Linked DNA regions of Homo sapiens: all the other regions are linked to region 4. A link is a loop called in an ENCODE intact Hi-C map of the cell type or tissue named here. Cell type or tissue: mammary epithelial cell. All regions are shown on one strand. Each heading gives the region's core, and the rest is flanking DNA. Links, peaks and the distances in the headings are about the cores only. Region 1 overlaps TENM2 (teneurin transmembrane protein 2). Region 2 overlaps TENM2 (teneurin transmembrane protein 2). Region 3 overlaps TENM2 (teneurin transmembrane protein 2). Region 4 overlaps TENM2 (teneurin transmembrane protein 2). Region 5 overlaps TENM2 (teneurin transmembrane protein 2). Region 6 overlaps TENM2 (teneurin transmembrane protein 2).

Region 1 (5,302 bases), core at 104-5,103, 110 kb before region 4:
TCAAATAATAAAATTTTTATTTTAATTATAGTCAGCCCTTTGTATCTTTGAGTTCTACCTTTATGGATTCAACCAACCATAGATTGACAATACTGAAAATAAGAATAATAAAAAAGCAGGCCAGGCACGGTGGCTCACCCTGTAATTCCAGCATTTTGGGAGGCCAAGGCGGGTGGATCACTTGAGTTTAGGGGTTTGAGACCAGCCTGGGCAACATGGCGAAACCGCATCTCTACAAAAAATAAAGAAATAAGCTGGGCATGGTGACATACACCTGTAGTCCCAGTACTCGGGAGGCTGAGGTCACAAGATTGCTTGAGCCCAGAAGGTCAAGGTTGCAGTGAGCACCACTACACTCCAGCCTGGGTGACAGAGCGAGACTGTCTCAAACAAAACAAAACAAAAAAATACAAAGTAAGAGTACGATAATAAAAATAATACAAATAAAAAAACAGGTGATATAACAACTATTTACATAGCATTTACATTATATTAGGTATTACAAGTAATCTAGAGATGATTTAAAGTATATGGGAGGAAGTATGTAGGTTATACGCAAATACTGCACCAGTTTATTTGAGGGACTTGAGCATCTGTGGATTTTGGCATCTATGGGGGTCCTGGAACCAAGCCCCACAGATACGGAGGGACTACTGTAGTAATAAACATGAAAGGCTGGTCAGTTAACTGTTCCTCTGACAATATGCATGTTAAATGATTTCAATGTATAACTGTAATTTCTCTTTTAATTTGGGACATATCCTCCTTCCTTTAATCTTTGGTTCCCTGAGGATGGTAGCAGACTGTTCATTTCTGTCTCACTCTCCCTTTCCTTCTCCAGGGTGTCCTGTTGAATCCACTCCTATGTCTTATGTGCAAACTCATAATACCCAGGATAGTTTATTATATTTATTCTTGAATAAGAAAATATTTTAGGGAAAGAGGTAATTTAAAAAATGGAACGTACTTGCCAATGAGCAAATGTATTCTATTAGTAGAGAATTATAACCACCTTATAACAATCACAGTATCCCTCATTTCCAAAGCGTTCTGGAATGAGTAATAATCAATACCAGAGTAAAGAAAGAATTTTTCTTCAATTTAGTTAGATGATTTTTATTCACAAAAATATCTAAGTTGTTGAAAAAATAGACCTTTGACTTTTAACTTGGGTTTATTTTTCAATTTGGAAAGTGCATGTAAGTTTGTTAATGTTAATTAGTAATTGTTGGGCTCTGAGGGGGTGCAGCATCTTCAGTCTGAGCTTATTACAGTGTAAAATATGGATTGCCTTTACCCTAATGGCCTCTGAATCCTATTACCATCCCATTAGAGAGTGTGGGATTTTAGTAATTCTGTTGTTGTTTCCAGTGGGCAGTGAATATAATGGGGAAGGGCAGGGGTTAATGCAATTCATCTCTTTTAATACTTGTAACTCCAACTCCCTTATCACTCACTGAGGTTTCATTGGGTTTTTCCCCTTTCTTTCTATATCTTTAAGGCCCAATATATTTCTCTATGCTTCTCCCAGCCAGAATAGTTTGGGGAGTATTTCGATGATTCTTGGGTTTAAATAGAATTTTCAATATTAGCCTTTCATAAACTGAAGATAAACAAATAAGGTAGTATGTCCGCTTGTTGTGAAACAGCCTGTCACTCAGAAAGGTTTTCAGTGACTGTCATTGTGCCAAGAATAGTATTGAAATGGCTCTTCATTCAAGATCATTTATAAGGCCTTTTGGAAGGAGAAGCATGATACCAGTGGGTCGGATCAATGCACACTAGTGTTCTGGGTATAATGTTTCCATGTGTTCCTGGAGACAGCTGTGTCCTGGGTGCTGGTGGTGCTAGAGAGAAGAATTGGAAAAGATTTCAAAGTGATAGAAATTAGATTCCTTTAAAGAGAAGTTTATGAGCAATAGTTAATTCCCTACATCTCCAACATGCTCAGTAGATGTTCATGTCTGATTATGTATCCGTGGTTTTATTCATGAAATTTGTTTTTAGCTAATACAGCTTTTTTCGGAATAAATACGAACATCAGATTACTTCTCAGTATGTCAAAACAAATTAGTTTCCCACAGTGATGCAGTGAAAGGTGTAACTATTTTCCCTTTTTATATGTCAGAAAGCATTACTGGGACTGGGAAATTCCTCTTTTTCCCCCCTTAGCCCGTGAGCCATGTGGTTTGCAAAGGTCTGCTTTAATTCACAAGCATGTTCACCTAGAGCTCCAGCACCTCCCTCTGCTGCCATTAGTGGGAATCACATGCTGAGATCCAAAGAGGCAACCACACTCAGAAAAGACTGGGAATGGCAGGAGGTGATCAGACCATTTCAATCTGTTGAAAGTGAGTGATATTCCCAGGGCTCACTGTTCACCTTCTCAGAGAATTAAGTTTCCATATGTTTCATCATAAATGACATGAACGTGCAACATAACTGCAATATGCAAATGTCCACTGGATAACGTAATAGAAAACTGGATTGGAGAGGAATTCTCCTTGTCTCCGTATTCAAAATATCTTGATTGTCCACCTGGTTATGGCTAATAGGCTAAGCCTGGTGACAGTGCTTAGGTCTATATATAATAGTAGTTTGTGTATCTGCATTGAATATTCGTGCATCACATTTCTCCTTAATTTGAGGTATCACTTATATTTCTACACAGACTGTGAGAGCATTTCTTTCTCTCCATCAATGGGTGTATTGTGTGAAATTCATTTTAGAATGTAATTATGTAGTGACCAATACAATTAGCTTTCATCCAAATGAATTGATATGAATAAGCATTGTTAAGGGATATTGTTTTCTTTTGATACTTAGTTACTTAGTTACAGACTACTTTTTAAATCCATTTCTGTTCCCACAATCACTTGGGAAGCTAAAACAAAACAACAACAAAAGAAATAAAATCTACTGTAAGTATATACTGAAGTAATAATCTTTTAAAAACAGCACATATACAAAAGACCATTAGCAGAAAATTACTGAACTCATGGAAATGACATGTAGATAGAACCTATGTAGAATTACTGGTTTGCAAAGGACAATATGAGGGATTCTGGTTACTCAACAAGTGGAATGTGGCTTTCTGTTTTTCATTTATGATTGGAACCCATTTAATTCATCTTGTCTGTTTATTCTTGGAACTTCCCTTCAGATCTCCAAGAAATATAAAAATCAGATGACAGGCCAGGCATGGTGGCTCACGCCTATAATCCCAGCATTTTGAGAGGCTGAGGTGGGCGGATCCCTTAAGGTCAGGAGTTCGAGACCAGCCTGGGCAACATGGCAAAACCCTGTGTCTACTAAAAATACGAAAAATTAGCTGGGTCTATTGGCACACACCTATAATCCCAGCTACTTGGGATGCTGAGGCATGAGAATCACTTGTACATGGGAGGTGGAGGTTGCAGTGAACTGAGATTGTGCCATTGCATGCCAGCCTGGGCGACAGAGGGAGGCTGTCTCAAAAAAAAAAAAAAAATTAATGATACTTAGGTTTCCATTAGAGAATGATATATTTACCATTGTCACAAAGCCACACAACCTTTCATGTGTTGTCTCTGTTCAGTGTTCCCTTAATGCATGATACACAAATTATTTAACAATAGTTGAATATTATCAAACTAGTAGTAAAGAAATTGGACTCTGCATAACACTAATAGTTTTATTTTTTAAACATGTGTCAGAATTCAAATATAAGTGTGAACTGTGTAGAGCACACAGGAATGCTGAGTGCCACATTTTGTACCATATTGCATCCAATGCTTTTGTGGAAATATTCCCCAATAAGTTTATGATAGCAATAGAAATTAGCATATTTTAAAAATATATATTTTAAACTATAAAAGTAGAATTGCTCTTTCAGAAAATTTGGAAAATTTAGAAAAAAAATTGAAGAGAATAAAAATTATTCATAATCCCATCCAAGTTTGTTTGTTTGTTTGTTTTTAACCCACTTAAACAGGTGAATATTTAAAAAATAAAGATTGTTTCTTGCATTCATTCTTATACAGTGGAAATTCTCTTATGCATTAAATAGCACTCAAAAACTTTACATTAATGTTCTATCAATGTGTATGCCTTACAAATTCCATGATACTTAAAAATAACTTTCTTTAACATTTTATTTATAAAACTATAATAATATATTTATTTAAAAGAATTTGGAAACAATATACAAACAAAAGTAAAATTATTTTGAAATGCTACCGTGAAAAGGTAAAAGCTTGAATAATTTGATGTATCATTTTACCATCTTTGTCTATGTAATAAGTAATAATAGTAATTACTTTGTTTGATTTATATTTTAGTTATTCTACAGTTTTATGCTTATCTCTTGATTTACTTACCACTGAATTCTCTGCTTGATTACATTTTTCTTAAAAAAGTCAGATTGCAATATTTTTAGGATATAAGAAACTTCTGCTTGTTGTATTCATAGCCAATATTTTTTCCAAATAGTGTTTTTTGTTTTTCATATGAAAATCAGTTTTGTTTTCATATGAAGATATTTCAAATCTTGATGTAGTAAGGTCTAAGGTCTTCTTCTACTATTTCAGATATCTTGAATTGTTTCTCAGCTTTAAAAAAAATCCCCATTATAAGGTTCAATAAATGCGTACTATATTTTCTCCTAGCAATTAAAAAATAATGTTATAATGACATTAACTTGCTAAGTTACTTTAGAAATGCATGTATGTATGTGTGTGTGTGACATGAGGATCTAGTTTCTTAAATGGTTAATCCATTACTAGATATTTGCACTGTTACTATACTGTTTTGTTATTGCAAGTTTATAGTAAGCTTAATGTAATAGAAGAACCACTCCTTTTTATTTTTTTTCTCCCAGGCATGTCTTGCTTAACTTTCATCTTGATTATTCAGTTGTATCTGTATGTGTATGTAGAAAAGCAGAAAAATGGTGCCATGCCTCAGTAGTATTTTTTTCCTCTTTAACTTGAGTCTCTTTAATTTGGTAAGGTATTTTTTTAGTCTCATTTTTGTTTCTTTGCTCTCCAATAAAACATGTTTTCCATTTTGAATATGTGGGTTTTGTGTTTTGACCCACTTCTCTTAGATTTGTCTTAATCAGGCATTTCTTCCTGGAATTGTACTTTAAATACCTATGTATTTGCATACAATGATGTAAGAAATTTCTCCCACATCTACTTTCTTCTCTTCTTGAGAAAACAATGCATATCTGTTAACAAAATGTTCATGATATTCATCTATCATGGGCCAAGTTCATCTTTTGAAATGTAACTGCACAAAGTACAATGCTGATCTAATATGG
Region 2 (5,302 bases), core at 163-5,162, 54 kb before region 4:
TAAAAGGATTGGACATACAGAATTCTTCAGTGGAGGAAATGCAATGCTTGGCTTAACTCAGTGAACTCAGAGAAGAAATTAAGGACTAATCTTGATATCATTTGCATGTGCATGCTAAGTTTCTGCATAGACACCAAGCCCCCCTTAGCATGTTTGTGTGGATATAGTATGTGAGAAAGGGGAACAGTGCAGGGATCATGTCTTCTTTGGACGAGGGTGTTGGAAATTGCCCCTACATGTAAATCACAGGACACAGCAATGCCACAGTGCTCAGCGGATGTTCCCACCGCTCACTGCAAAGGGGATGTGACTTTGTAATGACACCACAGCAGAAAGCTTCTCTCAAACAGCCTGCCCTGGAATTATTGTTAAATCATCTATGTATTAATTACAGCTCCTGGGTTTTCTAACAGTTTTATAGAGGTATATTTTGTATGTCATAAAATTGTCCATCTGAGGGTAGAATTCAATGATTTTTGGTAACTTTACTGAAATGCCATAACCACAAATCAGTTTTAGAACATTTTTGTCCCCCCAGTAAGATCCTTCATGACCATTTATAGTTAATCTTCATTCCCACACCCCGCCCTAGGCAATGACTAATCTGTTTCCTGTCTCTATAAATTTGCCGTTTCTGGAATTTGCCGTTTCTGGATATTTCCTACCAGTGGAATCATGCAGTATGCGGTCGCTTGTGTCTAGATTATTTCACTTGGTGTAATCTTTTTTGTGGTTTAAACATGATGTAGCCTGCGTCAGTGGTTCATTTTTTTTCCACTGCTGAATAATATTCCAACTGCTTCTGTTAAAAATAAAAAAGGCTATAAATAAATGAATATTTATTTATACCTCTATAAAAACTGAAGGGTAACACATTTCCAGTGAAGACTAAGATCCAGATTCAGAGTCAAGTTTTGTTCTCTGGATCACACAGGAACACTTGCCTGATTACACTTTCTTTCTCATTCATTTGTTCATCTTGTGAAGAAAACAAGTCAATGTTGGCTTCCCTACATCACTTAGAAATAATAATTTCACAATAGATTATTCGAACCCTAAATGGTGGAAATATAAAAGCAATTTCTGGCCAACTGTGGTTAAAAAACAAAGTTCTAGGCATTCATTTGGAGGGTGCTATGATGCAAATACGTGTTAAGTAATGCAATTGAGTTAAAAATTATCATAGTATTGAGATGAGTCATAGGAATCTGAAAATAAGTAGGAGCTTCATTACTTTTAATATTTGGAAGTAAATTAATTCAGTATCGCATAGTTTTGCTGATTTCATTTTTTTCATATTCTAATATTGTATCAGAAGGATTGCTGCAATATTTACATATTGTCTTTGCTGCATGCAATATAGTTACCCTCTCAAATTATCCACCTGGATCCATTTATTTTCATAATGGGCTTCTTTGGAAGTTGAGTTGTGGAATGTCATAAATGTTCAGGGAAAGCATGCCACTGTGGACTCAGAAATTACATTAAAAAAGCTTCCAGTACACATGTTGAATAAAAATGGGTCCTATAAAGTTTATTAACTAAGCAAATTAAACAAACTTGGTAATAGGTGTTTCACATGAAATTCCTGAAGCAGCATAAATGTGCTTTGCAACCTGAGTCCCTTGTTATTCTCACATAACATGTGGCTTTTTCTCTTTTCCCAATTTCTCTTCTAAGTGTAGCAAATGTTTCTTTCTTTCCCTGGGATGAGAGAAGTCCTTCCAAGGATGGTGTGGATTTCAAGACTCAAGCAATTCCAGAGTGTTGAAAAAGAGTCAGTAGGTGGATTTGTAATGACAAAACAATAATAGTAAAGGTGGTGACATGCACTCAGTAAATGGTAGCTACTATTTTGTATCAGGCACTCTGCTACAGACATTACGAGGCTGGAATAAGATAAACGCCTCATGACATAGCTTCTACCATTGTTCCCATATGGCAGATGAACAAACTGAGGCTCAAAGAGGTCAAGTAACTTGTCCAAAATCACAAAACTGAGTGTCAGAGCCAGGACTTAAGTCTAGCTCTGTGTAATCTTACAGCCCAGGTTCTTAACAATCATACTAAACTGTCTTTCAAAATGACAGGCACAAGACCTGTCCCTTTCACTCCTGCTGGTACTCAGTGACGTACAGTCATGCATCTTTCAACATCAAGAATATGTTCTGAGAAATGTGTCATTTGGTGATTTCATCATTGTGGGAATATGCGAGTGTACTTACATGTATCCAGCTGGTATAGCCTACTACACACCTAGGCTGTATGGGATAGCCTAGGCTGCACACCTGTACAGCATGTTATTATGTTATTGTACTGAATACTGGAGGCAATTGAAACACAATGGGAAGTATTTCTGTATCTGAACACAGAAAAGGTACAGTAAAAATATAGTATTATAATTTCATGGGATTACTGTCATACATGGGGTCTGAAGTTGACTGAAGCATTATTATGTGGTGCATGACTGTACACTAACAAGTCAAGTGACCTCTTAGGACTTAGTCTATTAATCTAAAGGATGAGAAGTACATTCTAACATCAGGTGTCTTTTCTCGAGCACAATCAAATTTTCATTTTCCCAATCTCTTATAATGACTCATGACCGGGTGAAGGAGGAATCAGTGCAAATTGCTTGTTGGGATGGAAACAGGTGCTAGAAGTGAGGAAAAAGCAATGTTCAAACGCAAAGGAAGGGTGGAGGAGGAAAGGTGTGGAGTTGCCACAGGGACTCATAGCAAGCAAAAATAAAATCCAGTTTGGAAATCCACCAGAAAATCCCCCTCAATCTCGGAGGCTTCTTTCGTGTTCTTTACAGGAAACACTTGTGTGTTCCTTTCCCTTTGTCAGGGACATATAATTTAGAAAGCAGAGAATTTGTTCTTTCTAGTTTTTCCTTTTTTTTTTTTTTCAGTAAACATGAAGGATTAAAGGGAAATAGACAACAGCACTTTTAAAGGATGCTTTTTCGTAAGACTTTCAGTGGATGTTATCCAGTAAATAAGAGTTTCACAGTATGCTATCAATGTTAGTTTGGAGAAGGAAAGGTCAAAAAGTCAAACCTTGATATCTTTATCTTTTCACAAAGGTTATTTCTGAAGGAGCTATATGTAAAAGGAAAAACAAAAGGCAAATATATACACACACCTATATATGTATATGTAATGCATATATTACAACATAGTTCTTCCAATCCTAATTATATGCCTAATGCTGGGCTTGAGTGTCTATTACTTTTTAAACTACACTTGTGCTATTATTTTTCTTATAATAAAATGAGAATAAATATGGAATTCTCTCCAGGTCCCCAGATTGCTGTCACAGCCAGCTTAGTTCACTTTATATTACCCACCTAGCTCCAGTACACACCTGAATTTGTGTCTCTTGCTCCAACACAACATATATATATACACACACACATATATATGTGCATATATATGTTTTTATATATATATGTTGTTTTCATATATATATATGTTGTTTTCATATATATATATATGTTGTTTTCATATATATATATATATATATATATATATATGTTGTTTTCTTATATATATGAAAAACAACAAAAATCCTTTCCTGTGTCACTCCAGGTAATGGGTTTCACTGTGTAACTATTCTTTTCTGCAAAAGGTTTGTGTTATTATCCTTGGGTATTATTTTCTGATGGTATCAGTGAAATGGGTCATTATTGAAGCACTGGCTTACTTATGAAAGATGTTATTAAATACTGTGGAAATACGGTTATTTCCATTAAAATACCAAAAGGAAAGAGAAATATAAAAATATAAGAGGTAGTTCTGAGGAAACCAAGCTGAACCTCGGAATATGAGACAATTGGTACTAAAAGGTGTTGTTGGGACTAATTTTTTCTTGGTGGCGATCCTGCTTTGCTTCAGTTGGACAAACGCTACGGGGCAAGAGACACAAATTCAGCTAGGCAGGTAATATCAATGCGTGAACCAGACTGGCTGTGATAGCAACCCGGGGACATAGGGAGAATTCCATATGTCCCCCCATCTTATCAAATGAAAAATAATAGCACAAGTACAGTTTTAAAAGTCATAGACATTCAACCCCAGCATTAGGCGTATAATTGGGAGTGGAAAGACTACGGCAAGCCAGATGGCTCATGAAAAGGACGCAGCTATAATTCAACTCAAGCCAATTGCTCCTTCCATCTTTTCTGAAAGTTTGGGTCAAATTCTAAAGCAGGATAACAGTTGTTCGCAGTTGAAAGGAGAGAACGCAGCAATTGAAAAGCCATTAAATACCCGGATAGGTTTTGGAGATGTGGGACAATTCCTCTACCTTGTTTATTTCTTGTAGGTAATTTGGAACTCTCATGGGTTCCAGGAGTTGAGGCGTGATAATACCAAAGATGGGACTTTAAATGACTCTGATGATGCTATGTAAGGTGGCTTGGAATAAGGAAACCAGTCCTAAGACATTACGGTAGAAGTAGACTGCAGAAGAGACATAAATATAGGTATTAGCACAATAGCATTGGAAACGACCAGACAGAGGGAAGGCTGGTGGAGTTGATGGATCCACGGTGGGGTTAAAGATCCAAGAAAATAGCCATTGACAGAGACTGTTGAGAACGATGACTCCACTGACAAAGCAGGACCATAAGAAAACGAGGATGGCCGGGCGCAGTGGCTCAAGCCTGTAAATCCCAGAACTTTGGGAGGCTGAGGCAGGTGCATCACCTGAGGTCGGGAGTTCGAGATAAGCCTGACCAACATGGTGAAACCCCGTCTCTACTAAAAATACAAAAATTAGCCGGGCGTGGTGGTGAGTGCCTGTAGTCCCACCTACTCGAGAGGCTGAGGCAGGAGAATCACTTGAACCCGGGAGGCAGAGGTTGCAGTGAGCCGAGATCGCGCCATTGCTCTCCAGCCCGGGCAACAGAGAGAGACTTAGTCTCAAAAAAAAAGAAAAGGAGGATGTTGCGAAGGGAAGGTGCTGAATTCATTCAGCATTTACTGAATTATTTCACAAGGGGCAAACATTCTCAAGGAACAGGGAAATTAATAATGCACGACTGCCCTGGAGGTGCCCCATGATCTGACCCCCATCTGTAGGAGGTGCTTGTAAGTTCAGTTTTAGATAGTTTGAGCTCAAGACACTGGCAGAACCCTTCCCAATTTAGAAACTTTGGCCTTGTCTTGACTTTCCCTCTCACTTATCTCCTACGTTCAATCTTTCGGTACAGTTTCACTGCAAGTCGCCCTGAAGTTTTGTTTCAAAGAGTGCCTGGGGCACAAGCTCTGTAAAAGCTTTGGGTACAGATTTTCTC
Region 3 (5,302 bases), core at 239-5,238, 60 kb after region 4:
CCTCCCCTTGCCTCCCACCCCCCAACAGGCCCCACTATGTGGTGTTCCCCTCCCTGTGTCCATATGTTCTCATTGTTCAACTCCCACTTATGAGTGAGAACATGCAGTGTTTGGTTTTCTGTTCCTGTGTTAGTTTGCTGAGAATGATGGTTTCCAGCTACATCCATGTCCCTGCAAGGGACATGAACTCATTCTTTTTTATGACTGCATAATATTCCATGGTGTATATGTGCCACATTTTCTTTATCCAGTCTATCATCGATGGGCATTTGGGTTGGTTGCAAGTCTTTGCTATTGTGAATAGTGCTGCAATAAACATACGTGTGCATGTGTCTTTATAGCAGAATGATTTATAATCCTTTGGGTATATGCCCAGTAATGGGATTGCTGGGTCAAATAGTATTTCTGGTTCTAGATCCTTGAGAAATCACCACACTGTCTTCCACAATGGTTGAACTAATTTACACTCCCACCAACAGTGTAAAAGCGTTCCTGTTTCTCCACATCCTTTCCAGCATCTGGTGTTTCCTGACATTTTAATGATCACCATTCTAAGTGGCATGAGATGGTATCTCATTGTGGTTTTGATTTGCATTTCTCTAATCTCATATACCCTTTCTTTTGCTTCAGAAAGAGAACAAGGGGTTTCACATTAGAAGAATTCTTTGTTGGAACAATTTTAATATTCTGAAGTCTTTTTCTTAGAGCATTCAAGTATGCCTTGGTTACCCTGTGGCATGGACAAATGCCCTTCCACCTCAGCCACAGTTTGCCTTCATGCATCTGTCAATACATAAGTGCAAAGTGATGTAGAATCTACCAGAGTTTGCACTGTGGGGTTGTCTTTTATACTTTCCTTTTTAAAGTAATCCTGAAAATCTCTTAGGAAATTGATGGAGGGTGGGTTCATAAAACCTCACAGTGTCAGAGTTGGAAGGCAGTCTAAATTGCATGTGGTCCCTATAGTGTCATTATGATGACCAAGAAATCAGTTCCCAGGGAGGCTGAGATTTGTCCCAGTTTACCATGATGGTGACTGTGCTGCATATTTTCTGTTTGTCCTTCACATTCTTTCATTCCATCAATATCTTGCTCTCTGCCTTGGAAGCTGACCCTATAGACTGGATCTGTGGGTGCTCTATCCTCTAGCTGATTGGCTCAATGGGAAGAGATCGAAGATCAGAAGATAGAAGGTGGAAGAGAGAGAGGCAGGGGCACTTCCTACCAGCTTGGAAGAGAGAGAGGCAGGAGCACTTCCTACCAGCTTCCTCCTTGTCATTGTGCTATAGCAGGCTGTTTTTCTGTATCTGAGACAGACATTCCCAGGTAGCCCTCTCCATACAGTCTTCTCTTTCTGGATTCTTCTAATCACTTCCACTTTTTTTTAGCTCTAGATCATTGCATGTTAGCTTTTATAAGCACTTGCTGGTTGTTAGGACTCACATTCTGTACATGGAAACATTTATTAGGACTCTGGTTCTGTAAGTGAAAAAATTCGCTGATTTTCTCGAGCCATGCACACTGACATAACTTCTGATTTCCAGAAACCTTGACCACAACTGTTTAAATAGTCCCCTTATTAAACTCTCTCATATTGCCAGGTTTGGGTGTCATCTGCTTTCATGCTAGGACCTTGATTGATACAGAAACAGCTAAAGCTAAAACTATAGCCCAGCTAGTTCTCTGTCTCCTTAACCCTATTCTATTTGCTTTTCCACCATACTGCTTTTACTATGGATACCTTGATACTTTGAATAAATAATAATTGTTTCATAAACACACAATTTTGATAGTAGATAACAGTAGCATGCAGTGGTTAAAAACATAGACTCAACATCTTGGGTTCAAATCCCAGTTCTGACACATACTAGATTACTTAACTAGCAAGTTGCTTAGGGTTCAAATCCCAGTTCTGACACATACTAGATTACTTGGGTTCAAATCCCAGTTCTGACACTAGATTACTTAACTAGCAAGTTGCTTAACTTCTCTGTGTCTCAGTATCCTCTTTCATAACAATAAGGCTATTGTGGAGATTAAATCATATCAGTTCCTTCAAAGAACTTAGCACATATGAGGGTGTTAAATGTTCATAAGTGCTCAGCACATGGTAAGTGCTCCATAAATGTTAGCTTTTATGAGTGTTGGCTGTTTGTTAGGACTCACATTCTGTACATGGAAACATTTATCAGGACTCTGATTTTGTAAGTGGAAAAATTTTCAGATTTTCTCAAGCCTTGCACGCTGTCATAAAATTTCATGAGGATAAAGTCATCAGTTCCCAGGAACACTGAAGAGTTACAGGGGAAGTGGGGAGGTGCAGGTAAGTGGGGGTATATATGAGTCACCAGAGGGACGTGAGGAGAGATGGGAAAGGAATGTAGACAACATCATGATGGACAAGCCTGGATGTGCCAGGAAGCTCTAATCCACCTGGGAGGGCTGTGAATCAGCCCCCTTCCAGCAGGGTAGGTGTCCAGTTTCTGGCTGGTTGACCTGGGAGGAGGCCATGGAAGCTGTTGCCCCATCAATCTATTGTTGAGAGATACAGCCATGAGCCTGGATGTTCCTACAACAATAATTATGCAAGAGCTAGTTTACAAAGGTGCTGACAAACCCCACCTGGAGACAGTATTTCTTTAGCTCCGAAGTGTGAAATAAGGTGTGATTTTTTAAAAAAACATAGATTCTGTTTTTCAGATATTGATTCTTTCTTTTGCATATTTGATAAATATTCAGAAATGTGAAATTGATTATACTTGAGCATGGTCTTACTTGAGCTTACTAGAGCGGTGGCTGTACTTAAGCTCTACATCTCTGGGTAGTCACTGTAGGTATTTGGAGAGAGGAGCTAAATTTCTGAACTGACTTATTTAAGTGGAATGCTATGCCCAGCTCTTCACTGGTTAAAACTCCGCATGGTACATTTTATCCTCAATGGCTTTGCTCCTGGTCTTCCTAAGGGTGCAATAAATTGTGGCTTCTCTTACCTAGAACCAGTTTCTTCTCTTCTATCATTAAATAGGGCACTGTCACATGCCTTTGAAAGAAAGAGAAATTAAGTCATCCCATCTTTTGTTGTTCAGGATGGTGACACTTTCTGTTATTACTTTAGGTCAGGCAAGGAAAGAATTTAATACACTGTTGGAAGGCATTGGACATAGGAGGAAGTGCATGGTGCTCTGTGGCCTCTGTGAGTTAGACTTAGGCCCTAACATCCAATTGCAGGCAATCGAGGCTTCTCCCACTTGTTCCCTTTCTCCTTGTTTTCTCTTTTGCCTTTATTAGAATTTTTATTGTTGGCCTGATTCTGATCATTGGTAATTGTCCCTAGAGTGGACAGCCAGTTTGATTTAGGTGGACTTGTAAATAGGTAAGTGTCAACAACAGGTTCCACAAGCAGCTGCCTTGTTATTGTTGTTGTTGCTGTTGTTGTTTTGAGACAGAGTCTCACTCTGCCACCCAGGCTAGAGTGCAATGGCATGATCTCGGCTCACTGCAACCTCTGCCTCCCAAGTTCAAGTGATTCTCCTGCCTCAGCCTCCTGAGGAGCAGGGATTACAGGCGCGTGCCACGATGCCTGGCTAATTTTTGTATTTTTAGTAGAGACGGGTCACCATGTTAGTCAGGCTGGTCTCGAACTCCTGACCTCAGGTGATCCGCCCACCTTGGCCTCCCAAAGTGCTGGGATTACAGGGGTGAGCCACCGCACCTGGCCTTACTGTTCTGTTCATGTCCTGCTGCAATGTCCATGTCCTTGCCCAACAAGTGACCCACTAAATGTCTCTGTGGCGGAAATGTCCAGGTCTACGGGTGACTAAGATAGTGAGTGAATGCCTTCTCCTATCTAAACTTTCTGCTTTTCCTCTTCTGTCTTTTGTAAAAATGAATCCTACTCTGAGCAAGCTGTTTAAAAATAAAGATCATCCTCTGTCTCATCCACCATCTTCACTGTCAGTTTCCTCTCCCCTGCTTATTTTCTTACTTTTACTTTTGTTTTTTGTTTTGAGTTTCTAACATGCTATGTAATTATTGATTATGTGATTGTCTGTTTGCCTCTACCCATTAACATATAAGCTCAACCAGGGCAGGAAACGTGTTTGTGTTATTCACTGATCTACCCCATCAACCCAGAATGCCGTCTGATACATGGTAGGCAGAATAAACGAGGAAACAAGTGTCCCAAAGAGGCCACTCCAAGAAATTCTTCAACCTCTAAAAAAGACCCAATATTATATTTCTCCACATGGAGAAATATGGACTGCTATTAGAAAAAAAAAATCATCCTAAAATCATGTTCTATCAAAATACCAAATATTAAAAGGGAAAATATCAAAAGGGAAGTTTTGCTTTCTAACTGGTCATTGTTTTAGTTTTGAATTATTAAGTTGAAAGCATAAAAAGAAAACCATCAAGTAGCACTTACACAGACCCACAAATGGCTCTGCAGACCATGGATTGAGGACCACAGGCCTAATGAGAAGTCACAGAATTCATCCCCAGGCCCTCCAAGGGAACTGGAATTTCTCACTTCACTCCCCAAGCTTCTGAGCAGCTGTACAGAGCTCTTGTGGCCTTGCCATTCCTCCTTCCATAGACACATTCAGCAATTATCATGTATCTGCTGAGCCAGAGATAGAAGCACAGAGGTAGTGCCAGAAGGGCCACTTCCAGCAATATCGCTGATTGAAAAAGTTTCCTCAACTTTGAATCATCAATAAGCTTCAACCAACGAGCTAGGAGTGCCATTGGAACCAGCGCCTCAGCTAGAAAGAATTAAGTACATGCAGAAGCGCTGCCTGACTTGGGGCTAGGTTGAGAAACACATAGTTCTTGATTCTCAGATGGCTCTTTGGAAGAAAAATCAAAGTGAAGTGACTAATTTTTAGTCTCTTTCTCTCTCCTCTCTCTCTCTCTCATGCATACATGCATATAAACACACACGTGCACGTGCATGGATACGCAGCTCTAAGGTTTTCTACAAGTGAGCTAAGAATATCCCTGGCTCCTTAGGAGGACAAAAGATCCCCTCCTGCACATCCCCAAAGACCTTTGTTTCACTCTTAGGTGTGGGAGAACTTATTTATGTCTAATCTTCTGCTTTTCAACTGCGTAAAGCATCAAAGCTTCTTTATCAGGTAGACTAAACTACATTAAGGATCAAAAAGAACACATAATATTTGTGATGGCCAATCATATTCTAGAGAGATGCTTCCCTCCCTTCCTCTCGTTATTTTCGTCTATTTCTCTTGCCCATGTGAAAACCTGGGTGATTTAAGCAGGTGCTCCAGTCTGCAGTGCT
Region 4 (5,302 bases), core at 182-5,181:
GGAAAACAAGCGTCTACACTCTCTATCTGAGGCCGTCAACCAGGCCCTGCACAGTTTAGCCCTGCCATTCCATGGCCTCTGCGCATGCTTCCTCTTCCTTCCAGCCCTTACCCTCCTCCAGTTTCTCACACTTGCCTGGTTCTTGCCTGTCTTTAGATGCCAATAGCACCACAGTCATCCCTGTTGTGACAACCAAAAATGCCTCTGGATGGTGCTGAATGACCTCTCAAGGGTAAAACCCCTGTCTGCCTGAGAAAGGCTGCTCCATCTGGAACACTGTCCCCCATGACACCCGCTCCTTGTTTGAAGCTCAGCAGGCACTTCCCTTCCATAGAAGGCCCTCCTTGGCTCCCACTTTTAGAAATAGTTCCTCCGATTTGAACCTTTCATTCTATATTTCACTTTTCCTTATAAGGACTTATTTCGAATTGTAATCACGTATGCATCCTGTGTTCATTAGTTTAATATCTGTTGACTAGATTATAAGCTCCCTGAAGCCATGCTAATTTGTTCACTGCTTTATTTTCAGCATTTATCACAGTGCCTGGCACATTGCAGTGGATTAATCCATATATTTTGAATGAAAGAGTTATCAATTTTTTTTTGAGATATAGTTTAGCTCTTGTTGCCTGGAGTGCAGTGGCACCATCTCGGCTCACTGCAACCTCTGCCCCCAGGTTCAAGCGATTCTCCTGCCTCAGCCTCCCTACTAGCTGGGATTACAGGCACCCGCCACCATGTCCAGCTAATTTTTGTATTTTTAGTAGAGACAGGGTTTCACCATGTTGGGCAGGCTGGTCTCGAACTCCTGACCTCAGGTGATCTGCCCGCCTCAACTTCCCAAAGTGCTTGGATTACAGGTGTGAGCCACTGCACCCAGCCAAGAGTTATCAATTTTAAGTCAAATTTATATTTCATAATCTTGTGGACCTACTATTCTATCACCATCCCTAGCTGTTATGCTTAGGTTATTTAACAAAGAAAAATAAGTCATCGGGAACTTGAAATATAATCGCCTGACAAGGTATCCCTCTAAGTGATTAAATTTCTGTTTTATTAGGGTTCAAACAAGTGCTCGGTATTTGCCTTTATTTTCCAAGAAAATAAATCTATCTCCAAATGCCACAGAGAGAAATTTATCTTTTCCTTTACTCATTGTATGCACTGATCTTGTGTTCAGATCTGATTACCCTTAACAGGCAGCCTCTATGTGCAGTAACTTGAGCTCTTTTCCTTAGTTTCTCCTTTACCAGTAACTCCCTGGTTGTTTTTACCTTCGTAACTACCTTTCCGGTCAAAGTACTGCATCTCTTTCTGTAAGATGATGGCTTCAGATCACCTTCTCATTTTTCTCACGTTTATTTTCAAATGTGTCTCCACACAAGCCCAGCCTGTCATAGACCATGTTTTACTGTTCTGAGTGACTTGACATTCCCTGACCAGACCATGCTGTCTGTCTCTCCATCAGGCTCCACACTGTTCCCTGTGCTAGAACACTGTCATCCATAATGGTCTCCTAAAAACAGCCCCTTAATCCCCAAGATTAACTGGATGTCTCCCCGACCCACCTACCCAGGTCCTGGTCTCCTGGGTGGCCACTGCACAGATATACTGTACTGCAGTTGCCTGTTTATTTGGTTTTCCCTTCCATTGCTTGAAAATGCATAGTGGGAAGAACAGAGAATGGCTTCCATAAATAGTTTTTCTGTGTGTGTGTGTGTTTTGTTTTGTTTTTTGTTTTTTTTTTTTTTTTTTTTTTGAGACATAATCTCGCTCTTTTGCCCCGGCTAGAGTGCAGTGGTGCGATCTCTGCTCACTGCCAGCTCCTCCTCCCGGATTCACGCCTTTCTCCTGCCTCAGCCTCCTGAGTAGCTGGGACTACAGGTGCCCGCCACCACGCCCAGCTAATTTTTGTATTTTTAGTAGAGGCGGGATTTCACCGTGTTAGCCAGGATGGTCTTGATCTCCTGACCTTGTGATCTGCCTGCCTCGGCCTCCCTGATTGCTGGGATTACAGGCGTGAGCCACCCTGCCCGGCCCCATAAGTACTTTTAAAAGAAATAATGAAGTTCCTTTTAAAGTGTAAACCCCTTAGAACTGAGAATTAATTCTACAGTTAGCTAGTTATAAAAGTCTAGAGAAAATGGAACATAAGACAGCCATATCTTTTGGCTTTGATTAGTAAAAAGAAATATATATGACTGTCACAGAAGATAGTCCTAAATGTGTAAGATGCTTCACAAAACAGAGATAAAGAGTATGTCCTGTCCTTAAAATTAAAATTTGGAAGGATTAATAGTGGCTCAACACACTAGAATGCTGCGTTAAGTAGTATGTGAAGTCTCATCCAAGCCCAATAAAATGAATAATTTGATCCATCAGCAAAGTGTGCTATGAATATCAAGCAGGGAAGGCCAGAGGTTTAGTGTCTAAAACTAAAGGGGTAAGTAAAGATGTAAAAGGAACACCCAAACGAAATCTCGGCTTATTTTACCTTATTTTTAAGTCAGAGAATTGTGTACTTGAAAAGACCTCTTTCCACATCCCCAAGTCTTACTTTACAGATGAATCACCTTACTTTCAGCTGAAGCAGCTAAGGTTCTCAGAATAAGTATGCTGAGCATGTCTCTGCTGTAGCCAGATAGAACTAGAACAATGCCCTGCCCTGCTGATTATCTTTGTAAGAATTCTGAACCCTGCTGAGTTTATGGGGCAACATTCCTATGGCCTGACTTGCAGCTTAAGTGGCTTCTGAATCGAACATCCCTCCTCCAGTGGTTGAGAGACACAGACTGGCACTTAGTAACAATGCAGCAATGATATATTTAGTATCAACCATGAGCCAGGCTTTTGCTGAACAGTTTACTATGCAGTAGGTTCCCCACAAGCCCCAACAATCCTATGTAGTAGAAAGTATTAGTTTCCCTAATATGCAAATGAGAAACCTGAGGCTTTAAAGATGAACTGACTTGGAAAAATCACATAGCTAGAAATGGAGAGAGCTGGACTTTGACCCAATCAGTCTGGCTCTGAATTCACTTCTGTAAATGCAATAATATATTGGGGTTCAGGGAAAATTTTTACATAGCACTTTTGAGGACATCTTGAGTTCTTCAGACCTCTTCACAGACATGCCATATCATAGAAACAGAAAAAAATTTGCAAAGACACTTAGTGTCTCTGAAAAGATAGAACAGGCTTAAAGAGTACCTGACTCAAAAAATTTACAAAATCCCACTGCTCCCTTGATAGAGAGATCAGATGGAACATGAAATAAAGTACTTCCTTTAAAGTCCTTTAAGAATTTAAATGTGAAGATAGAGGTCATACATGATATACATTAAGATGAAAGTAATTAAGAGCTAGCATTCTCTGGGGACCTGCTAAGTACTAGGGGTTGGGCCAAGTGTTTTACAAACATTATCACTCGAATCCCCACAACCCTTGGGCAGGGGCCTGCATGTTCAGGTTGTACACTGCAGAACTCCAAGGGGCACCATTCATTTAGACTAACATGCATGGTAGCTTTAGGTGGTGCAGTGGCCTGACCTATGAGATTGTTAAACGTTTAATGGTTAGTTCAGACTTCACATAGCCAGGAAGGGACTGAGCTGGGATTGGAACCCAGAACACTTTACTCACAGAGTCCTTGCTTCTCACTGCTCTTGGTACACCTATGCCCCTGTAAACATCCTCTCTCAGGGTAGAGAATCAGGCTAATTTAATCAGCATGGCCATGCTTTTCTGGGTTATATGAAATTATTCTCTGTAAGAATCTCAAAGCCAGCAGTTAATGATTTGGTACCATTATCAGTTGATTGTGGATATCACAATTCGGTCCATCTTGAAGTGGTATGTTTTGATAAACTGATTCCATTTAAATGTGTATCGATTCTATGTTCAGTACCATTATCCTTCCTTTTAGTATAACGTGCACTGAAAAAATAAAATTGCGTTCAGAAATAATACTTAGTTCAGCCCCAGTACACACAGTTGTTATATTTCTTAAAAAAAAAAAAAAAAAAAAAAAAGCTAGCAAGTTTTTGGGGAACTCCAGGGAAAACAATATGTGAATTAATTTTCGTTTCAAAAGAACAGCAGGAATTATTCAGGTAAAAATATTTATGTTAATATGCTACAACTGCCACATTTCATCTGTGTGACCACTAGTGCTTTCTAAACAGCTGCTAGAAAAATGTACACAAGAAATGTGTGAGGTCTATGGAAAATGTAATTTTTGTATTCTAGCTATTACATTTTTTCCCAGTCATTACATCTCCCCCAACTCTTGCAGGATGTGGGTTTTTTGCATAAGTTGCAAATTCACAGTTAAATGAGGCACCTTTTGGACTTGGCTAAATATGTATGAACATGAAGTTATGAATCTATGAACTGGTTTGAAAGGTAGAACCATGTGATGTTGGCATTATCGTCATGTTGGGTTTTGGGTGTTTGTTTTTTTTTTTTACATCAGTTTAAAATTACTTTGCATGAAATTAGCATAGAGTAGCAATTACTCATTCTTACTCTGTATACCTTCTCACGTTCCAGTGAGAAGAAGAAAACAACATAGGTTCGTGACATGTAATATTTGAGACCATTGACTTTGCTTCTCACTAACTGCATGTGATAATTTGGGCAGGTCACTGAAGCTCTGGTTCTGTGTCTTACTTGAAAAATAGGAAGGATAATAAGCCCTCACCTCATAGATTGTTCTAAGGGTTCATTAAATAGATACATACATACAATGTTTGGCAAAGTGCCTGATTCCTAGTTAGTGGAACTCTAAATTGTAGTTGTTATTACTGTATTGTATTATTCTCTGGTCTGCATTGGGAAAGGATCTGCCTGCATTGCTGTATAAGTATTTTGTTATTTTAATGATAGTTTCTAACTTTTCAGGTGACCTTTCCTTATTGATATTTATGTTCATGTTGTGATAAACTGGAACTATACTAAAAGTAAATATGTCTCTTTAAATGTTATTTTCTATCAGTTCCTTCTAGAGAATATTTGTTTTGGCAAGTAGAGGTATATCCTGCTTTAATCAACCCATCAGGCTTATTCAATTCAAGGAATTTTCAACCATTTTGAAGATTGCAAAAGCTATTGAGAACTATAAAATGTGTTCCCTGCCTTTGAAAAGATCTGGAAAAGGATTATTGACATCTTTTTATACAGAAGAGGAAACACTCTGAAACGCCAAAGAAAGGTTTACATCAAATATAATAACTGATGACATGCTGATTTAAGCATTTAATGAGCAAATCCTATTAACTCTGCCCACCCATTCATTCAGTTA
Region 5 (5,302 bases), core at 129-5,128, 520 kb after region 4:
GAGATTTTTATTTCAAATTCCATAGAGGAAGGATGCGTTCGGTTCCGTTTATTTTTTAAAGCAGACACTCAAGTTGTAGTTTGCTGGAGAGCCTGCACTTTGGCTCCCCTTGGATCAGAGCCATCTTCCAAGTCACATGGCTCCTTTTTGTGAATTAGATACAGGTGCCGCCTCTAAATGTACATAGCTTCCGTAGGCGTCTGCTTGGAGAGCAGAGTATGGGCTGGATGGCATGGTCTCTTGTGCAGTGAACTACCTGTGCAACCATATGTAACAGCTCTGATGCTGGTCCAGCCATCTGGAGCTGAGAAGCAGCATCATAGGTAGAGCTGATGGCCTGTTCTGGTCATGGCAGGTGACACGGTAGAAAATATATATTATATTATCTCTTCTTCTCCATCACACCCACTCATCATGGGCAATGAGCAGCTGGTTCAATGAAGAGCATTTCTAATACAATGTGTTATTAAAAAGCTGTCTTTTTTCCTAGATATATAAAACCAGTAAGTGCCGTACGGTTAAACGTTGGACATATTAAAGGCTGTTCTTTAATCTGATACCACGTCATCCACAGGTTCGTCTGGAGTGGCCAACAGACCTTGCTGTCAATCCCATGGATAACTCCTTGTATGTTCTAGAGAACAATGTCATCCTTCGAATCACCGAGAACCACCAAGTCAGCATCATTGCGGGACGCCCCATGCACTGCCAAGTTCCTGGCATTGACTACTCACTCAGCAAACTAGCCATTCACTCTGCCCTGGAGTCAGCCAGTGCCATTGCCATTTCTCACACTGGGGTCCTCTACATCACTGAGACAGATGAGAAGAAGATTAACCGTCTACGCCAGGTAACAACCAACGGGGAGATCTGCCTTTTAGCTGGGGCAGCCTCGGACTGCGACTGCAAAAACGATGTCAATTGCAACTGCTATTCAGGAGATGATGCCTACGCGACTGATGCCATCTTGAATTCCCCATCATCCTTAGCTGTAGCTCCAGATGGTACCATTTACATTGCAGACCTTGGAAATATTCGGATCAGGGCGGTCAGCAAGAACAAGCCTGTTCTTAATGCCTTCAACCAGTATGAGGCTGCATCCCCCGGAGAGCAGGAGTTATATGTTTTCAACGCTGATGGCATCCACCAATACACTGTGAGCCTGGTGACAGGGGAGTACTTGTACAATTTCACATATAGTACTGACAATGATGTCACTGAATTGATTGACAATAATGGGAATTCCCTGAAGATCCGTCGGGACAGCAGTGGCATGCCCCGTCACCTGCTCATGCCTGACAACCAGATCATCACCCTCACCGTGGGCACCAATGGAGGCCTCAAAGTCGTGTCCACACAGAACCTGGAGCTTGGTCTCATGACCTATGATGGCAACACTGGGCTCCTGGCCACCAAGAGCGATGAAACAGGATGGACGACTTTCTATGAGTAAGTGGGTTTGTAAAGCATCTCTGAAGAGCCCTTCCCTTGCCCTAGCTGGCATTAGGACTGGGTCGCTTGTGTAGCTTTTTAAATTGCTTTGTCACGTTGTCTTTCTAACTTTAATGATGTCTTATGGCCTCAAGACATTCATGTCCCCTCTCCCTGACTCTGAAATGATTTGCTCTAATGGATCTCTGATATTGAGCATCCTCCCTACTAGAGTTGGGAATTCCTGTTGCCTGCTTGCCGTTCAAATTTCAGGATATTGGACATGCACAGCACCTGGGAGGTAAAATGTTGATTAACTTTGCTGATTATTCAAGTTTGCCATGGGTGCGGAAATTAGAATCTAAAAGGCAAGATCCCAGTGGGGTTCCTGTAATTTGCCAATAGGTCCAGCAACACACTTGATTGCACAGACAGGTAGATAAACTCTGAATTTCCTCCTTAGCAGAAGCAGATCGATACAGATAAAGCATTAGGTATATTAAAAGATGCGAGAGCTGGTCATATTTCCCCTAACAATTATCTCATACTTAATAGTCCTGACGCTTGTTTTGCAAAAAGCTGTTTTTCCTAGCTCCTGCAGGCAGTTCTTGGTCAAAGTGTCTGCTGCTGTAGGTACTAATGGTGGGATGCTGGTTGGAGGAAGTTACTAGGCATGATTCTCCCAGTGGCTGGCTGAGACTGGAGCAGAATTTATAAATATCTGGCTCTCCTAGGTGATGAAGGAGTGTGTTAACCCCTGTGTACTTGGAGTCCTTGCTTGTGTTTTGTCTGGATGCTGCTGCTAGCTCAGAATGTAGTTAAGTTAGGGAGAGTTGGCACAGCAAAAAAAAAAAAAAAAAAAAAAAAAGCGGGGGACAAGAGGGAGAACAGAAAACCTCATTGTTGATCATTCCTAAACCCGGCAATGTTTACTTCCTGTTTGTATGCCAATGGTCTTGGGAGAATGTAAAAGGAAGCTGTTGCCACCTGCTGGATATTTAGTGCATTGCAGAAGAATTGCTTCCCCTGGTTCTGACTTTCTTCTTTGGGCAACTCTTTCTCAAGCACCTTAACGATGCTTGAGATTTCTGAAGCATCTTAATACCCTTCAGGACACTGTAGTTTTGATCAAACTTTACCAGCCAGTGATTCTGCCCTCGAGGGTACCATCCGAGTGCTGTCCTTGGCTCTCATACCGAATTAGGCTGAAGCTATACACTCACCCAAACACCTCCGAGATTTTCATCTTCCTTTCTGACAGTTTCAACCAAAGACCTAATGCATTTCAGAAACAATTTGTTGGCTCTCCTGAAAGAGGGGGAAAAAACATCCCTCTCAGGGAGGCCAGCCTGAACTGGGCCTGGTTTACAGACTGTCATAAAGAAGCTTGGGTTCAAGTGCATCCACAGATCTGAACTCTAAAAGGGAAAGTATTTTCCAGAAAGTGTCCCTAGTTTAATGAAAACATAGGCATGACTCGTAATTGTGTTTTAAAATGTTCAGAAGTTACATTGAAACTGAATTTTTTTATCTTAATTTGATAAGCTGCCCTTTTTTTCATAATGTAGATAAATCCAGTGATCACAAATTCTCCATTGTGGGGTTCAAATGTATAGGGTTTTCTTTTCTACCTGAAAAGATGGTGAGTTCTTTTTGTTTTATGGCACTTTTGGCACATGATCAGCCAATTGGAAGACACACAGCCAACTTAAAAATCAGACATAACTTCACCTCCTGTCAGGGCAGTGTGGTCAAGACCAACACTGCATAGCCTTAGCCAAAACTTTAGAGAAAGGGTGATGAAGAAAACCACACAGAGGCTGTGAGGCTACTAGAAAAGTCTGTCCTGGTCGGGAGTGATGCCTCATGCCTGTAATTTCTGCACTTTGGGAGGCTAAGGCAGGAGGATCACTGGAGGCCAGCAGTTTGAGACCAGCCTGGCCAACATGGAAAAACCTCATCTCTACTGAAAATACAAAAGTTAGCCAAGTATGGTGGTGCATACTTATAGTCTCAGCTACTTAGGAGGCAAAGGCATGAAAATCACTTGAACTCAGGAGGTGGAGGTTGCAGTGAGTTGAGATCACGCAGCTGTACTCCAGCCTGGGCGACAGAGCAACACTCTGTCTCAAAAAAAAAAAAGAAAAAGAAAGAAAGAAAATGATTTGTCCTTCAGTGAGAGCTTCCTTAGGGGGATTCCTCTCTTCCCACTCTGTTACAGGGGGCAGAGTACAAATCCCCCTATAGGTGAGAAGAGTGGCCATATCTTTTTTTTCTGCATAGAACATGAGGTACAGAAGCCATTTATCTGCCGTGTTGTCACAGTGACTGTCTAAATATGGATTTGATTATCCCCATTTTATTGATAAAGAAACTGAGGCTCAGAGAATCGAAGTGACTCCCCTAAGACCACACAGGGAGTTGGTAGTGAAGCAGGACTGGAATCCAGATCTCCAAGCCCAGCGTTCTTTGCATTGCACACTAGCGTTGTAAAGCAGGGCTATGAATGGAATTTGTAACTCCACCTTCAGACTCCACATGGGAACTGTCCCTGAATTTTTGGGAAGATGTAACTCAATAAGACCAGCCTATCAATGACTCTGGAAGCAGGAGAGAGAAAGGGGTAGGAAAAAATAACACTATCGAATCTTCCTGGACCCATTTTATGATCAGCCAGTTCCAGAAACTTCCAGGACATCCAACCGTGGAATTAAGATTTCCCCAGATGCAGGCCACTGGGTCTTGATAGAAGAAGTATCCTGATTTAGTTTCATCCCTGAGGGAACTCAGGTTTTCACAGTCTTCCCCAAAAGGCAGCATCTTATACCAGAAAGCTCCTAGGTCTTAGGACCAGGATGACAGGGGTGTGGAGTCCATCTCTGCCACATGCTTACTGATTGACGTTGGACACGTTATTTAACCTCTCTGAGCCTCAATGTCTCATCTGTTACATGGGGATAAAAATGCAAATTAACAACAGGAGCCCTGTGCTAATCCACTGAGATAATACATTTTTAGAAATTAGCAAAGCGCTTGGCATATAGAAGTTTAACTCAGAGTATAGGCTAATGGGATTTGAGAGGAATTATTAAGCACACCTCTGTCTCCTTCCTACCCCTCAGGTTTCACTCAACTAACTGTAGAGTGGATACAAGAGTCAGACAGATAGAGACTTATTTTGGAAAAGCAGAATTGAAGAATGCAGCTTGCACATTAGGTCTTTTTAATACCTCACTTTGCATTTCTCCTGCTCTCTTCCCACCTCCCAGTGCTGCCTGCTGGTCTCTCATCCCCTGCAGGAGCAGAGTCTGCCTTAGCAAACTTCGGGCTCAGAGGGGCAGAAAAACACATCACCCTTAAAAAGAGGCCCTCCAGAAGACAGAAATGATAAAGAGCCTCTTTAGTCATGTTCAACTCCTTCTCCCAATCCAGCAACTGGGGAAGGGGCAAATGTCAGATCAAAGGAAAAGATGGAAGTTGACTTCCCATGGTGTGGGGTTCAAGAGTGATTTTACAGAATAAGCTGCCATGCAATTCATGAAGGCTGGAATGGGCCCCTTTAAAAGTTGCCTCTCTCTCCTCTTTGTCCTGGGAAGTGAAGAGCTGGGCAGAAATAGAGCTGATACAGAATGCCTTTTGGAAACCCTATCATGCCTGCTAAGTTCCCAGACTAGGGAAGATGCATCTGTATTCCTGAAAAGAACAGTACTGTCCTTAAAATTACACTCTCTACTCCCTATACTCTCTCCTTCTCCACTCCCTCCCTTCTTTATTTTAGTCCTTAGCACCTATTACTCACCATCTGACATGCTGTCTATTTTCTATCTTGGTTTAGTTTTGCCCTCTTCAGCTAGCATGAGTGCAAGAATTT
Region 6 (5,302 bases), core at 120-5,119, 350 kb after region 4:
GCAAATCAGTAGCAGAATAAGAAATAGGGCTCTCATTAGTCAGGAAACTCATTTACTTCACAGCTCCCTGGGGTCTTTATCCTAAGGACACTTTAGTCCCTCCCCACCGGCCAGAGAGAGCATCTCGTTTTCTTACTCAAGTGAGAGAGAAAGAATGGCTGATTAAAAAAAAAAAAAAGTGCCAACAAAAACCTATTTCAGACGCTCCCAAAAAACAAGAGAAGGTGGTTATACCCCAGATATAATTCTCACTTATTTACTTAATGTTCAGTTCAACAACAGAAAATATGCCCAAACTTGAGTTTCATTTTTGTTGCATTGCTTCTTTTGGAAGGACAGGTCTCATGTTCAGCAGATTTGGCTTTTCCCCTTCTCCACCTCCATCTCACTTTCTTATTTTTCTTCTCACTCCTGGGAGTTGTCTGAGAAGTTACTGGTGTACTCTGACCCTAACCCTTTCCACCTCATCTGTAGTTTTCTTATTTTCAGGATACTTTTAAAAAATAAAAATAAAAAGATGCCATGGAACCCAAAACAAAGAAAAAGGTGGGAAGGGGAGGCAAGAGGGAAGGCATCCTTGGAAACAGAGGAAACACAGTTGCAGGGATGTCTCTTCCTGTTCAGTAACATTAGGGGATTGTTTGCTTCCTTTTCTCCCAAAGCTGATGGTTGCAATATGTTCTGCACCTTACAGTGGCAAGATTGAGTGCTATAAGAGCAGAGCAGTTTTGACAAGAGTTTGAGATGGGATGTTGGGGAGGTTGTCATCTTTGCCTGATGGGACCCACCACTCCTTCCATAGACGTGAAATCAAAGCTTTGTTAGGCCTGGGTTCCAGCGGCACCTGCAGTACCTGCCAGTGTCTGTCTTAAGACCCTCCTTGAAAGAACCGCACCTCCAGTGCAGCTGCAGCTGGCCCAAGGCGAGCTTCAATAACCCAATAGTATCATTTTTTTAAAAAATTATTTTAAAATAGCTAATTCCTTGGCTCCCTTCACCTGGTAATTACAAATCAGAAGCTATCGTTATCTTGAAGCCACCATGATTAGTTCTCATTTCCTGACCTCTGTATAGTGAAAATATGTCATTATTTGAGGCAATGGAATCTGGTCTCTTCAAGTGAGTGACCTACATATAACGGACAAACTGCAGGAGAAAATTAGGTGTTACCTTGATGGAAAGTGTACAGTAAATGTCACTTACTCTTATTACTATTTATCATCTCAAGAAGTTGTAACAGTGGGCCTTTCACTTTAGAGGAAAGAAAACATGGTTCTAAGATGGAGAAGAGTGTAAGTGAAAAGCAGACACACCCACACACACACGGACACCTTGCCACCTTCATCTGTGGCCATCAATCTGAGCTGTATTGTTTGAAGATAGGTTTTTAACCTTAATAGAATGCAGTCTGACTTTACGTGGTGGTAGGCATGCAGAATTAATTGCTGTGTGAACAATTTCCTAAGCATTGTTAATTGTGTTCCCTGCAGATAATTGTTTCTCCCATCCCCACATCAGACTCCAAACGTCTCCCTGTCAACAGCCCTTTCTCTCCTGCGGTGGTAGGAATGTAGCAACAGTGTCAACCTGTGTCCAGTGGAAATGCCAGACATCGTTTGGATGAGAGACATGCAGGGGAATAAATTCCTTACTTATTCTCAAAGGAAGCATCTCTTAGATAAGGGCTTTGAAAGAATACAGGTGTTTAGGGTTTGCTTTTCATTCCACTCAGTAGAAAAAACTCACCAAGAACCATCAGGGATAGGGTTGTGTTAAGTTTGCTAAACTCATGGTGGGGAGTTGACACAGGCAGGATGACAAGGAAGACCAGAAGTTTGTTTGGAGGCCTGGGGTGCCCATGGGAGTCAAGACTTCTTCAGACGTGCTCAGTTCCTTAGCAAAGAACAGGCAGTATTTCAGAACTCTGTTTCATTCCATACTCTGCTAAAGTGAGAGCGACAGAGACAGAAAGAATAGTAATGTTTTCAGAAAAGGACCCCATTCCACCATCAACCCCCCAAGCTTTTTCTACAATGTGCTGAAAGGTATCCACTCATCATGAAGAGGAGTGGAAAGGAAAAATATTCTAAAAGTTTGAAATAGTTAGGGAGGTGGGCCAGTACCACTATAGATGCTGCTGGCTGCACTGATAGTTCAGAGCAGGTACCAGCAAACAGGTACCAGCAAACAGGTACTATTCGGGTAGCCTCCTTTGAAGCTGATTTACTTGTGAGTGTATAGTTTGGGGAAACAATCCTTGTCAATGCCCCTAGACTAACAGTCTAAAAGCAACTGTGTCCAGAGTGTAGAAAAGGATGGATGTGGTAGAGCAGCACTCTTTACAGTGATTCGAAAGGGCCATTTTCCCCTCCATGGTGGCACCGTTTGGAAGATCTGGGCTGTGTTTTCTCCTCCCTCCTCCGCTCACTGTAAGGGATCCTCTCCCCCTGAGACTGTGAGCAGCAGCGCCAGAAGGGGAGACCTAACCACCCAGGTCTCTGCTTTCTGTATTTAGCTAATCCCTGTGGCCTGGGGCAAGCCATTTTTGACGCAGCTTCCTCAAAAGGCAATCGCTTGGAAAAGGGCACCTGGCCCTCCCCCTTGACATTTGCATTGCTGAATTATCTATTCATATTTTCATTACTTTGTCTCTCCTGCAGCAATGCATCTGCTCGGACTCAATTGGCAACTCCAGCCTGCAGATGGGCACACCTTTAACAATGGGATAAGGACCGGCTTACCAGGAAACGATGATGTGGCAACAATGCCATCTGGAGGCAAAGGTGAGGTTACAGCTGCTGCTTGCCCTCTTGAGGTCACAGGAAAATTCTGAGCTCTCGCCAGCTGGTTCAGGTTTTCTAATCCAAATCTTGGAAGGTATGCCAAAAGAAAAAGAAACGGGGGGAAAAATCATTGCCTTTCATAGGTGCCCCCATTAAAAGCTGTTTGCTGTTCCTGTCTGTTAGCTGTGTTTGGCTGGATCACTCAGAGCTGGCACAGTGCCTGCTCAGAGCAATGTGCATACCTATGCTATCTGCAGCAACTGGCATGGTCCAGAGCTACTTGAAAGCATCCCAGGGCCTGTGCAGAAACAGCAGCCACAGCAGCAGCTGGAGTGGCAGCAGCAGCAGCAGCAGCAGCAGGAGAAAGTCCTGCCTAATCAGAAGGCAGAGAGCAGCAGGCAGCACATGCCATCAGACTGGGTCCCTCTCCCAGGAGACATGCAGCCTCCCTGGGGAGGAAGCTGCCTGGCTTGGCATGAAAGAGAAAGGCTCAGAGCTGCTGTGCTTTGGGGGAGAATAGAAAGGAGTTTTGACAACTCGGCAACAAAGCTTCTCTTCTCAGAACAGTGAAGGGGACAATAGAAATGTTTATTGAAGCAATCAGGCAACTGTATCCTTGAAGGGAAAAAAAAAGGTGCTAACAAGGTGCTAAGAAGGAGGAGAGAAAACAGAACCATAGGGTGGGGGTGGGGGAGACTGGAGCAATTAAGACAGAGCAGCCAATGGAATGGTTAGCCAGGCTGGCACGCAGTGAGATATGCTTAATTCGGGATGGAAATCGCAAGGGAGAGATTGTATTAAAGGATTTCTCCAACATGCAAATTTCCATTCTGCCTTTTAGCATCTATAGCCACTTCACCCCCACATTTCGGAAACACCCTACAGGGATATTTCAAAGAAGGGAAAGGAAGCAGCATTTATTAGGCACCTATTGCATGCCAGGCTTAGCATTGTATAACTTTAACAACTTTAAAGGAAGGAAAAATCTCTCTGAGAAACTCAGGACCAGAAGGTATAGAAACTTACTCAAATAGGTACAAATTTGGACTCAGAGTTGTGCCCTGTGCATCTTTGGGCAGGAGGTTGGAGCTTTCCTTCAAGCAGTCATTTTCCACAAAGAAGATTCCAGAATTCATCTGCCCCCAGAGGTGCACATTAGTCATCCTGAGATGCTAATGCTGCTTCAATTATCCTCCCCAGAGCTGTCCTAATGCTTTGAGGATGACTTTTTTGTCTTTTTATCCAGTCTTTAAGAATCGCTGTACTCATCTGTCATAATCATAACACTAAATTACCTTTAAGTAAGCATGAAAAAGTTTTATCTGAGGATGAAATTATATGCTTTCCATAATCGGGTAAGTTAAACTAGACCTAAAACTGAAAAGTATATTTTGCCTTAACTGACCATGTTCTGCCTTAACTGACCAAAAAGCCCAGAGCCAAATGTATTGACCTCAGATTTGAAACCTGGTCACCTCCAGTACTTGACACTGTCTGCTCCTTCAGTTTTATCTAGGGCAATGGTTCTTAGTCATAGCATTTTTGCACCCCTAGAGGACATTTGGCAATGTCTAAAGACTATTTTGATTGTCACAGTTGGAAGGGGCATGGCAGGCATCTAGTGGATAGGGGTCAGAGATGCTGTTAAACAACCTATAATACACAGGACAGCCCCCTGTGATGAAGAATTATCTCCTTTCAAGATGACAATAGTGCTGCCCTTGGAAACTCCACTTTATGGGGTCTCCGTCACGTTTTATCCATAAATGTCCTTTAATCTACAAGTCAGCACCTCATCCCTTCAGAAGAATGCATAACACACATGTGAAATGAATATGCATATTCTATCATTGGGCACAGAGAAATTGTTTATATGTGTATACATTCTGAAATTATATGCCAATGCTTTTCGAGTAGTGTCCTTCATAAATGGGAATTAGTGATCTCTACTGGCCTCCGTAAATTAAGGTCAAGATCAAGCACTCCTCCCATTTGTGATAAGCCTCTATTTCTACCTCTGCTCCCCACCAGCTTTTGCATCCCACACCCATAGAACAAATCTTAAGAGTACAAGAGTATGCGTCTCTAAATTAACAAATGAAGAAACACTTTCCATTGTGTCTTTGGAAAGACCAGAATTTTTCCCCTCCTGTGCAACATGCTTTTGAAAATGTTGTTGTAGAAGTCATATAACATTACTAGTTCAGATATTTTCCAAATAAGTTATGTGACAGACAAAATGTTATTTTGTTTTTTTGTTTTGTTTTGTTTGAGACAGAGTCTCACTCTGTCACCTAGGCTGGAGTGCAGTGATGCAATCTCGGCTCACTGCAACCTCCACCTCCCCGGTTCAAGCAATTCTCCTGCCTCAGCCTCCAGAGTGGCTGGGACTACAGGCATGTGCCACCACGCCTGGCTAATTTTTTGTATTTTAGTGGAGACGGAGTTTCACCATGTTGCCCAGGCTGGTTGCAAACTCCTGAGCTCAGGCAATCCTCCCATCTCGGCCCCCCAAAGTG

The links. Peaks named below come from ENCODE experiments on the same cell type or tissue, not always from the same donor. Only the 100,000 strongest peaks of a DNase experiment are listed, where the experiment ranks them.
Region 1: a loop joins it to region 4, with 3 times the contacts of the local background. A loop is called at or near these places in 4 of 110 quality-filtered maps.
Region 2: a loop joins it to region 4, with 8 times the contacts of the local background. A loop is called at or near these places in 5 of 110 quality-filtered maps.
Region 3: it touches region 4 in a loop (14-fold over the local background); 3 of 110 quality-filtered maps call a loop at or near these places.
Region 5: a loop joins it to region 4, with 5 times the contacts of the local background. A loop is called at or near these places in 2 of 110 quality-filtered maps.
Region 6: it touches region 4 in a loop (3-fold over the local background); 2 of 110 quality-filtered maps call a loop at or near these places.

Annotation. Positions count from the first base shown.
Region 1 is chr5:167,585,726-167,591,027 of GRCh38, forward strand. All of the region lies in intron 4 of TENM2 (teneurin transmembrane protein 2), which reads left to right. Among named protein-coding and RNA genes, the nearest start is that of TENM2-AS4, 72 kb to the right of the region's middle. In mammary epithelial cell, for the core only: a CTCF peak has its summit at 2,254 (motif pointing left); no DNase peak of the experiment used is centred there.
Region 2 is chr5:167,642,693-167,647,994 of GRCh38, forward strand. All of the region lies in intron 4 of TENM2 (teneurin transmembrane protein 2), which reads left to right. Among named protein-coding and RNA genes, the nearest start is that of TENM2-AS4, 15 kb to the right of the region's middle. In mammary epithelial cell, for the core only: no CTCF peak of the experiment used is centred there; DNase peaks (open chromatin) are centred at 649 and 2,179; H3K27ac peaks cover 2,446 bases.
Region 3 is chr5:167,757,233-167,762,534 of GRCh38, forward strand. All of the region lies in intron 4 of TENM2 (teneurin transmembrane protein 2), which reads left to right. Among named protein-coding and RNA genes, the nearest start is that of TENM2-AS4, 100 kb to the left of the region's middle. In mammary epithelial cell, for the core only: no CTCF peak of the experiment used is centred there; a DNase peak (open chromatin) is centred at 2,399; H3K27ac peaks cover 3,481 bases.
Region 4 is chr5:167,696,943-167,702,244 of GRCh38, forward strand. All of the region lies in intron 4 of TENM2 (teneurin transmembrane protein 2), which reads left to right. Among named protein-coding and RNA genes, the nearest start is that of TENM2-AS4, 39 kb to the left of the region's middle. RefSeq lists enhancers at 1,235-1,941, 2,647-3,352. In mammary epithelial cell, for the core only: no CTCF peak of the experiment used is centred there; a DNase peak (open chromatin) is centred at 2,719; H3K27ac peaks cover 3,642 bases.
Region 5 is chr5:168,217,551-168,222,852 of GRCh38, forward strand. TENM2 (teneurin transmembrane protein 2) reads left to right here. Exons shown (of 31, transcript NM_001395460.1): 25 at 575-1,449. Among named protein-coding and RNA genes, the nearest start is that of TENM2-AS1, 12 kb to the right of the region's middle. In mammary epithelial cell, for the core only: a CTCF peak has its summit at 2,422 (motif pointing left); a DNase peak (open chromatin) is centred at 2,411.
Region 6 is chr5:168,044,767-168,050,068 of GRCh38, forward strand. It overlaps TENM2 (teneurin transmembrane protein 2), which reads left to right. Exons shown (of 31, transcript NM_001395460.1): 8 at 2,661-2,783. Among named protein-coding and RNA genes, the nearest start is that of TENM2-AS3, 94 kb to the left of the region's middle. RefSeq lists an enhancer at 2,963-3,720. In mammary epithelial cell, for the core only: a CTCF peak has its summit at 2,783 (motif pointing left); no DNase peak of the experiment used is centred there.